Linked DNA regions of Mus musculus: region 1 is linked to region 2. The links are chromatin loops, found by intact Hi-C in ENCODE. Cell type or tissue: left cerebral cortex. All regions are shown on one strand. Each heading gives the region's core, and the rest is flanking DNA. Links, peaks and the distances in the headings are about the cores only.

Region 1 (4,396 bases), core at 218-4,217, 66 kb before region 2:
GAATGCTGCTGGCATTTGGCAAGGGCACCCAGGTGTGTCCTGACATGGCAAAGTGGCAAGAAACACAGAGTTGGACCAAGTCTCCTATCAGGACCCCACTCCAGGGAAAACAAACCTGACCCCTCATTAATTACTCTTGAAAGTAGGACCCTCATTTTTAATCACTAGGGCATTATTATTATTGTTGTTGATGCTGCTGTTGTTGTTATTGCTTTTAAAGATTGATTTGCTTGTTTGTTTGTTTATTTCGTTTTTTTGAGACAGGGTTTCTCTGTGTAGCCCTGGCTGTCCTGGAACTCACTCTGTAGACCAGGCTGGCCTTGAACTCAGAAATCCGCCTGCCTCTGCCTCCCGCGTGCTGGGATTAAAGGCGTGCGCCACCACGCCCAGCTTATTTATTTATTTTTGTGTGTATGAGTTGTTTTGCCTATGTGTATGGGCACCGCATGCATGATGTTAGGTCTCAAGCCAGGAACAGTGGGCTAGCATTGCCTACTTAACATATCAAAGCAGACCTGGCTACCAGGTTCTCCCAGCTCTCTTCAGCTCCTACCTGTTACAGGGTATGACCTGCCACCCTGTTCCCTACCCTAACCCCCCAGCCCAGGGCTTGGGCTGTCCTTCCCTACATAATCCAGCCATTTCCATTATCCAAGTCTTTTTCATCTTGAGACCTAACACATGCCTGTTGTCCAAGGACATTAGAAGAGAATGTCAGTTCCCCTGGAACTGGAGTTACAGATGGTTGTGGGTCCATTATATGTCATAAAAACCAAAGCCAGGTCCTCTGCAAGAGCAGCAAATGCTCTTAAGAACTGAGCCATCACTCTGATTCCCTTGATCATTATTCAAGGTCTCATCTCTCAACATTTAAGATGGCAATGATACTTGAATTTCAGCTTAGTTGCCTTTTCCTTGTGTTTGCATGCTTGCTTATTGGTTGAGACAAGGTCTCACTATGTGTCTAGGGATGGTTTTAAATTCATGATAATCTTTCTGCTTCACCCTTCTGAGTGCTGAGATTGCAAGTGTAAGCAAAAACGCCCAATTTGCAATATATTCTCTAAGTGTTTCTAATGTTTATTTTGCACTATTCCTTAATTTGTGTGTCATTTAGAACTGTCTGTTTTATTTTCCAAATAAATGGTGATTTATAAAGCTTGTTTTCATTAGAATTATCTGCAAAATCTTGTGTTTACTTCAGACTAATTATATTGTGGCTGAAAAGATAGTTGGTATGGAACTGAGTCACTGAAATTTACTGATCATGTTGAAACAGTTAGTCATTTAAAAATTCCATTTATGTATTTACTGTGTGTGTTTGTGTGTATACACATGTTTGCCAACAATACACATGTGGTCAGAGGACAACTTGCGAGAATTGATTCTCTCCTTCTACCATGTAGACTCCAGGGGTCAAATTCAGGTTGTCAAACTTGGTGCCCTTACCAGCTGGGCTATCTCATTGGTCCCTATTTTTTTGTGTTTGAGAACAGGAAGGTGCTGCATAGAGCCACAGACACCAAAACTTAGGAGAAACATGCATTCTTGTTTGTTGTAACCACAAATTCCTACCTAAAAGCCTTCTCCACTTATAACCACTTGGATACTTGGATATCAACTCAGTGCCCCTTACAAGCCCAGAAAGGATGTGACTGACTTTGGGGGTATCTGGGTACATCTACAAGTCCTACCCAAGTTCTCAGCCTCTCCCTTGTCTCAAGTGGGGCACATCCTTCGGTGCATGGGGGTCTCTTTGTTCTTTTTGGAGGCTCTTGACCTCACACTTGGACTTGATAGGAGCAGTTACTTAAGAGTCAATGCCCCCGAAGCTTTTGTTGTAAGTGACCCTTTCCAGGAGCCTCCCAGATGCAGCAGGTGGGCAGGCTAATGATGGGTGGGTACATATACCCATCCTTATTTGCTTGTGGGGTGAGGTGGTATAGGCTGCAGGACTGCTTCATGTTTAGCTACAGAGTGACTTCCCTCTGAGCACAAGAAGGGCATCCACCCATTCTTTCTAGCCTTTGGTCTCCACTTGGACTAGCAGAGAGGGCTGGGTTCTGATTTTCTGGAATGGTTGCTTTGGTCTATGGCTTTGTCTTCAGCCATGGCCATGAGAAGGATCAGAGGAGGAAGGAACAGGCCATACTAAGTTCTAGACTCAGACAGCCCAGACTCCTAGAAAGGGGAAAATATTCTCACCCTCAACCTCTGGAAGACCGATAGGGCCCCAGCAGGCCCAACCTAGAGCTATGTTGGAGATTTTTATGAAGCTGGAGACCTGTCCAGGACTGCTCTAAGAGGCTTGAGGACATTAAAGACTATTCTCTGCAAGATGGGCTAGTGGTAGGAGTATGACAAAGAGCCCTGCCCCTGAGTAGGGCAGAGCAGCAGATCTATTAGTGTGTACCCCCCAAGTCTCCACCTAAAGTGCATTATCTCAGTCCAGAGGAAACAGGCCAGCAACTCCTATTCCATAGGCCAAAGTTCTGGTTTCACCACACAGTGAGTCACCCACTTCCCTCTGTATGTCCATGAGCAAATGCACCCACACACATCTGTCTGCACATTGGTGACACTTCAGAATGAACCTCGAGAGAGCCAAGCACCTCCCACGTGGTATGCCACTTTTCCTTGGAAATCTATTTTTATTCATTCCAGATAAAAGAGCAACAGAAACCTTAGACCAATAATGCCTTCACAGTCCACTTGGTGAATCAGTGGGTTAAATCGGGGTATATTTGCAGGGTAAAGGGTTATTTACAGAAACAGGAACAACTTGCTTACAGGTACATCATCAAAGAGTCTCCCTTTCCCAGAAAGTGTTAACTGCTCATACGTCCTTAGAGATGGCCTGGTGAGTCTTTTCCTCCCATCACAAGAGAAATTTTACGGAAGTCACTCTTGTGAGTGTCTTACGTGAGTGGTCACAATTGTTCTGATTCAAAATGTCAATGATCATATTCAACCTGGAGAAAAGAGATACGCAGCTCTCTACCCCTTCTACCCGCTCTTAAATTCTTCTGATCTCCTCATTCACAATGTTTCCTGAGCCTTGGAGGGATGGGACAAATGTATGACTATTTTATCCTATTTAGAGGTGAGCACTAGGCTGCCATGACCTGGCAATAATGATTTATTCTCGGTAGTTTCAATGACTAGCAATCTCCTTAGTAACCATTGCTCACTGCAAGAAAGAAACTTCTTTGACCAAGGCTAACAGCAACAACAATCTCAAATGTGTAGAAGACGAGCTGACAGGTACTTCATATCATTTAAAACAACAGTACTAGCTTCCTCATTAAGCCATATGACATCCCCAGCTATAGGTTTTGGTCCTCGTTCACAATACCAAACATGAGCTTCCCTCTGTAGAATCAGCTTTACATAAAATTGGAAAGCATTTGGTTACACTCATAGTAGTCATGCTACAGTTGCACCAGCAGACACATCTTATCTAGTATCTGGAGAGCATTACTGAGGGTTGAGGGAGAGGTGGGGGATGGGGTGTCCATAGCCAAGAAGGACCACTGATAACAACTTTCCCCCAGAAGCCTGCATGGCACCCTCCAGCACTGTGAACAGCAGCAAGTAGCAAGGGGGCTTCAAGATCATCTACAGCACAATCTCTACATGTTCTACAAAGCTCACGATATCCTCGGTAATATGGATTTACCATCCAGCTATGACGTGTAACCACATAAGTGGCAATAACCTGCATTATATGAAGAGTTTCAGGGACCTCCGTGGTCACTAAGTCATAAGAGATAGGCCACACCAGGGCTGAGATTTTTCACTCCTTGTGACTTCTGAGAGGGTATTTTCCCACTAATACCGGCTACCTTCACTAAAACTCTGGAATAGCTATTATTTCAGATACTCATTCTTCCTTTCAATGGGCTTGGTTGTACCAAGCCCAGTTCTGCACATCAGTGTTTGTGAAGTGTGAGCTCCTGCTACCGTCCAAGAGCACCCATACTCAACACTGACCTGGGTGAGGCCCTTGATGGTAGTCTTACATGATGCTTGCTTGCATGGGAATGCTTACAAGAGGGCTGTGCCAGTGTCCACTCAGATGAGGACTTACTCACATCCATCATTGACAGGCAGAATGGTCATTCAGTCTACCTGGCAATCACAGCAGGACAGGTAAGATTTATGTACTTGCCCCATCAATCACAGTGCCCGTCTGTCATGGCAAGCCTCACATGTTTGGATAGCGTTCAAAAACTATCACCATATTTCATGGAGCTGAGACAACCATGGCTATTTCTAGCCTATCTTAGCTCCTCTATGGCTGACCCAGAACTTGCCAGTTCTTCTTTCTTACTGGGCTATCCATAAAATCAAGTCTCTAATGAGAGTTCAATTATCAGTACAGACCATCATGGGG
Region 2 (4,396 bases), core at 97-4,096:
TGGGCTCTTCCGGAAGCGCTGATACACTGCTTCGGGGAGTCTGAGATGTGGGAAAGCTAGAGCTGGTTCAGGGGTCCCTGGGCCTGCGACGAGGCTGGGGCCATGGGGTTCTCAGACTCTTAGACATCCAGGTGCCACTGGGAGTCTCAGAAGAGCCAAGAATGGAGTCAGGGGCCACAGGCTGGGGGCAGCGTCTAGCCCAGGGCCGGGAGGGAAGGGGAGCTCCAGCTTGTCCTTGTTTGCAGGAGGCGGGCTTGGTGGCAGCTGTGGCTGGGAACACAGAGAGGTCTTCTATGGGAGACTTAAGCAGTGGCTCTGTAGTCGAATGCCTTCTCCATGGCTCCCTACGGTGGATCTTGATGAAAGAAACAGGCCGTGGTTCTAAATAGTTTATTGGTTGTTCATGGTGGAAAATGAATGCATAATGTATCATACCCACTTCTCAGGGTGAACCTGAGATTAACTACCTTTTGCAGGGAGGAATGTCTGGGAAGGAAAGCTTATTGGCTAAGCCCTCCAGGCCTCCAGGTACCTCATTAGCATGGAGAACTCTGTTTTGGGCCTACGTGACCACAGTACACGTTCCTTTTATGTGAGGAATGTGGCATGTGGTAGGGAGCTGGGAATAAGTCTCAGGTGTGTGCCCACAGAATCTCCGGATCTCAACCTGCTCTATCTTACGCGCTTCCTGGCACGGTTTTACCATCCAACAAGCTATGACTTATCCGTTACTGAGCTGAAGAACAAGCTGCGGCCGTGACGTGCACACTCGCCTCTGTTCTGTGAGGTCTAGTTTTAGCAGGGTTAGAGTAAGGGGCTACAGGAGAAGGGGGTGCAGCCTAGCTCTGATCTTTTTAGGGGCAGATAGGAATTGGGATCTTCAGGAAGTGCTCTTTGCTCTGAGAAAGACAGGGCAGGATGGATATGCCTGGTGGTAGGGCATGCGGTAGGGAAGAGTAGGTATTCGGAATCAGGATATGACGCAGCCTTCACTCACTGGGCAGCCCTCTCAATCTTCTGAAGGGACAACTGGGTGTGGTTGTTGGTACCCCCTAAGTGGGAGCATTTGTCAGTAAGTGAGTTTGGTTCCCTGTTATTGCTTTAATTAGCAATTAAAGTTCAAGACAGTACTGGGCCTCGAACCCAAGGCTTTTGCATGATGGGCAGGAGCTTTCCTACTGAGCCATATGTTGGCTCTTACTTTCACTCTTAGACCCTCAGAATATTATGGTGGGTCATGGAGGAGAATGAGGAACTATGTAGAACCAGATTCAAGGACCAGGTGGAAGTGTGGGTACTGTCTTCAGTTTCTCAGATTCCAGCATGTTTGAGGAGAGTAGTCACCTCCAGTCATTGTGAACCCCAGCTTAAGAGGTGCTTCCCTGCAGTGGGCCATTCAAGTAGTGAGTCTGAGCAGAGCCTGTGCATAGCAGACTCAGGATACCTAGGTTAGCATGCCATTCTGTTTTGTAGGGAGAAGCTGGGGCCATATTGGGGGAGGCAGGTTGGCTTTCAGTGGGTCTAGACAACTTTTGGGAACAGGTTGTTACCCAGGCTTCAAGAGGACAGATGTGGCTATGAGATGGACAGTTGTCACTGGAGGGGCCATAGTAGAGATGGAGAGGGAGGCAGGAAGGGACAGTGACTCATCTGGGGCCATGATTATGGAGTGTGTGGGCAAGCTCTATGAGAGTTGAGGAGAGGGTAGGCATAGCAGCTTAGCTGTGAGTCATGTCCCACAGCAGGACTTCCAATAGCCCAGGAGCATACAAGACAGAGATGAAGGGCCCAGCACAGCTACTTTCTGCTTGCATTGCTGCTGGCTGGCTTCCCATTGTGCTCCCACCTGGCCTCACTGCACACTTAGAGAGAGAGAGCTCTCTGCTGGCTCCTGTTCTGCTTAGAAGGACAGCTGGGCATACACTCTAAGGCCCCTTTGATCTTAATTAGCTTCCTGTTCTGCCCTGTCCCCATATGTAGCCACACTGGGGGCCAGAGTCTCAGCATGAGCTCTAGAGGTGTGATTCAGTCAGGTGAGGGACTTGTATGGAGAGGGTGTTGTGCTTTTTGGTAGAAGCTGCTAAAAGGGGACAGTTGCCACTGGCTGAGTCTAAGAAGATAGGGACATATGGAGCAGACTGGCTTGAATTTTCCATTCTCTTAGACATCCAGGGGTGCTCCTGGGCAGGAGGTAGGGCTGCAGGATGGTGGTACAGGGATGGCATAGTCTTGCAGTGGAGTGTTGGTTGCAGGTGGAGCTCTGGGCACAGAGGAGGCACCATGGCTCCTTCTCTTGATATCTATCTGGCTTTGGTTCATAGCCTTTCTGTGGACTCCCATTATATGGCTTTATTTTATGGATGACAGTGGCTTGGTTCTTCTGGGGAAGGCCTGGCTTCTCTTCAATAGCAGTCACCTGCTTCTGTTATCTTTCAGTGGCTCCTGAAGAGATGGGTGAGTGCTCTAAGGGGGAGGGAGGGCTGGTATCCATATTGGGTTACGAAGGCTGCAGTCCTGACCCCTGGTGTGCCCAGTGGCCTTGGAAATGTGAATGTCTGTCTGTGCAGCATTCCTTAAGACAGGGTGGAAAACTGTCCTCACTTCAAAACAGGATGTCTGTGAATAGCACAAACGGTAGTGTAAAGGATGTTGGGAGTGTTTCTGGGCTTCCAGAGGAGCCAAGCTGGAGAAACTTTACTCTTTTCTTTGTGGGTTCTGCGGTCTGCTGGCTGGCAGTTTCTAGGGTAGTTTCCAGGTTGTATATGTGTCATTGGAAGGTTGTTTTCATTTTGGGTACCTTCTTGGAGTATGTGGGCATGCATGCATTCATGCCTACCTACACATGTGCTCAGAAGCCAGATAGGCAATGGTGGGAGGCCAGTGGGCTGGAAGCCTTTAGTAGCCAGACAGCAGGAGGCACTGGATCCCGTGCACTGTTCACAGATGAGATGGCTTTTTCAGCATGCATAGGTTTTGGTCTGGCAGCTCTGCTTGGCTCTGGGTTGGTCTCTTTGTGAGGTGGGACTGGGATAGCTTCAGTCATATGAAAGAGTGTTATGCTATGGCCTGTACAGAGATCTGTGGAGTTGAGTGTGTCTCTTGGTGATCCTGAGAGACACTGCTGGCTGCTCTTCTAGCAACCTGGTAGCATCCATTGCTCAATGGTGCAGCCAGCTTCATGTTGAGCTCTTTTTTTTTTTTTTTCTTAAGTTTTTTTTTTTTTTTTTAAAGATTTATTTCTTATATGTAAGTACACTGGAGCTATCTTCAGACACATCAGAAGAGGGCATCAGATCTTGTTACGAATGGTTGTGAGCCACCATGTGGTTGCTGGGATTTGAACTCGGGACCTTTGGAAGAGCAGTCGGTGCTCTTAACCGCTGAGCCATCTCTTCAGTCCCCGATGTTGAGCTCTTTAAATGGGCTAGTTCTCTAGGGGAAAAATAAAAACTAAAAAATTGAGTTTTTGTCACCACCCATGGTGCAGAAGCCCCTTGGCAGAGCAGTTTTCTCTAGACACTTTTCATGAAGCCTTGTAGAAGGCTGGCACTGTGAGGAGCAGCCAACAAAACCTCTGTCCACCATTGTTCCTGACTCACATATAATAGGCCCCATTGGGTAGGTGACTCTACAAGCACCAGTGTCCTTTATGTCCCTCAGGCTTCTTAGCCTGGACTCTAGTGTTATACATCGTCTATAGTTCAGGAGCTCTGGCTGAGGGAGACAGATAGGGAGGCCGTGTCCCTGGTGCTTGAGTTCAGGTGCTGAGTATACCTCTGACTTGATGGCATTGAACTGGCTTGCACAACCAGTCACAGGCTTTGGGTAGGTGTTTTGCCCCATCTTGGTGGGAAAGATGCTGTGGCCCTACCTATGGGTCAGAAGTGCAGCTTGTACATTGTGCAGTTCTCTTGTCTCTGTCCTCAGCTGGGGGCAATGACAGGCCTGAAGAGATACGTACTATATGGAGCTGAGGTTGCTCTCCTTTGGGTGCCTATGTCTCAGCCTGCTTGTATGGCTTTGGTACAGGCTCTGTGCTGGGTTTGCCTATCATACATCTCCTGGTAGAACAGTTGTCCCCTCTGTACCCCTACCATTCCAAACTGGGTCCTGGTGGCCAGCTATCTAGGATCTCATTTAATTTTGGATTTAGTGTGGGTTATTAGTCCAGCAATGGTGCTGGGTGCTAGATGTCTTGCCCCAGGGCCCTCAACTGAGCCTAGCATTCACTGGCTGTGTGATTTGGGGCTCTGTGGAACTGCACTAAAAAGGGTAGCCATGCTCAGGCCCCTAGTGGGAATACTGCACATAGCTGACTGTTTCTTTGGAGTAGAAGGCTTGGTTCCCACTTTTACTCGAGGGTACACTCATCTTTTCCATTTACTTGTGTATGCAT

The links. Peaks named below come from ENCODE experiments on the same cell type or tissue, not always from the same donor. Only the 100,000 strongest peaks of a DNase experiment are listed, where the experiment ranks them.
Region 1: a loop joins it to region 2, with 2.0 times the contacts of the local background. A loop is called at or near these places in 1 of 42 quality-filtered maps.

The regions. Positions count from the first base shown.
Region 1 is chr7:139,348,258-139,352,653 of GRCm38, forward strand. No RefSeq gene overlaps it. Among named protein-coding and RNA genes, the nearest start is that of Gm32571, 10 kb to the right of the region's middle. In left cerebral cortex, for the core only: no CTCF peak of the experiment used is centred there; a DNase peak (open chromatin) is centred at 2,587; H3K27ac peaks cover 218 bases.
Region 2 is chr7:139,414,007-139,418,402 of GRCm38, forward strand. All of the region lies in intron 1 of Inpp5a (inositol polyphosphate-5-phosphatase A), which reads left to right. Among named protein-coding and RNA genes, the nearest start is that of Gm46004, 27 kb to the left of the region's middle. In left cerebral cortex, for the core only: no CTCF peak of the experiment used is centred there; DNase peaks (open chromatin) are centred at 1,756 and 2,811; H3K27ac peaks cover 276 bases.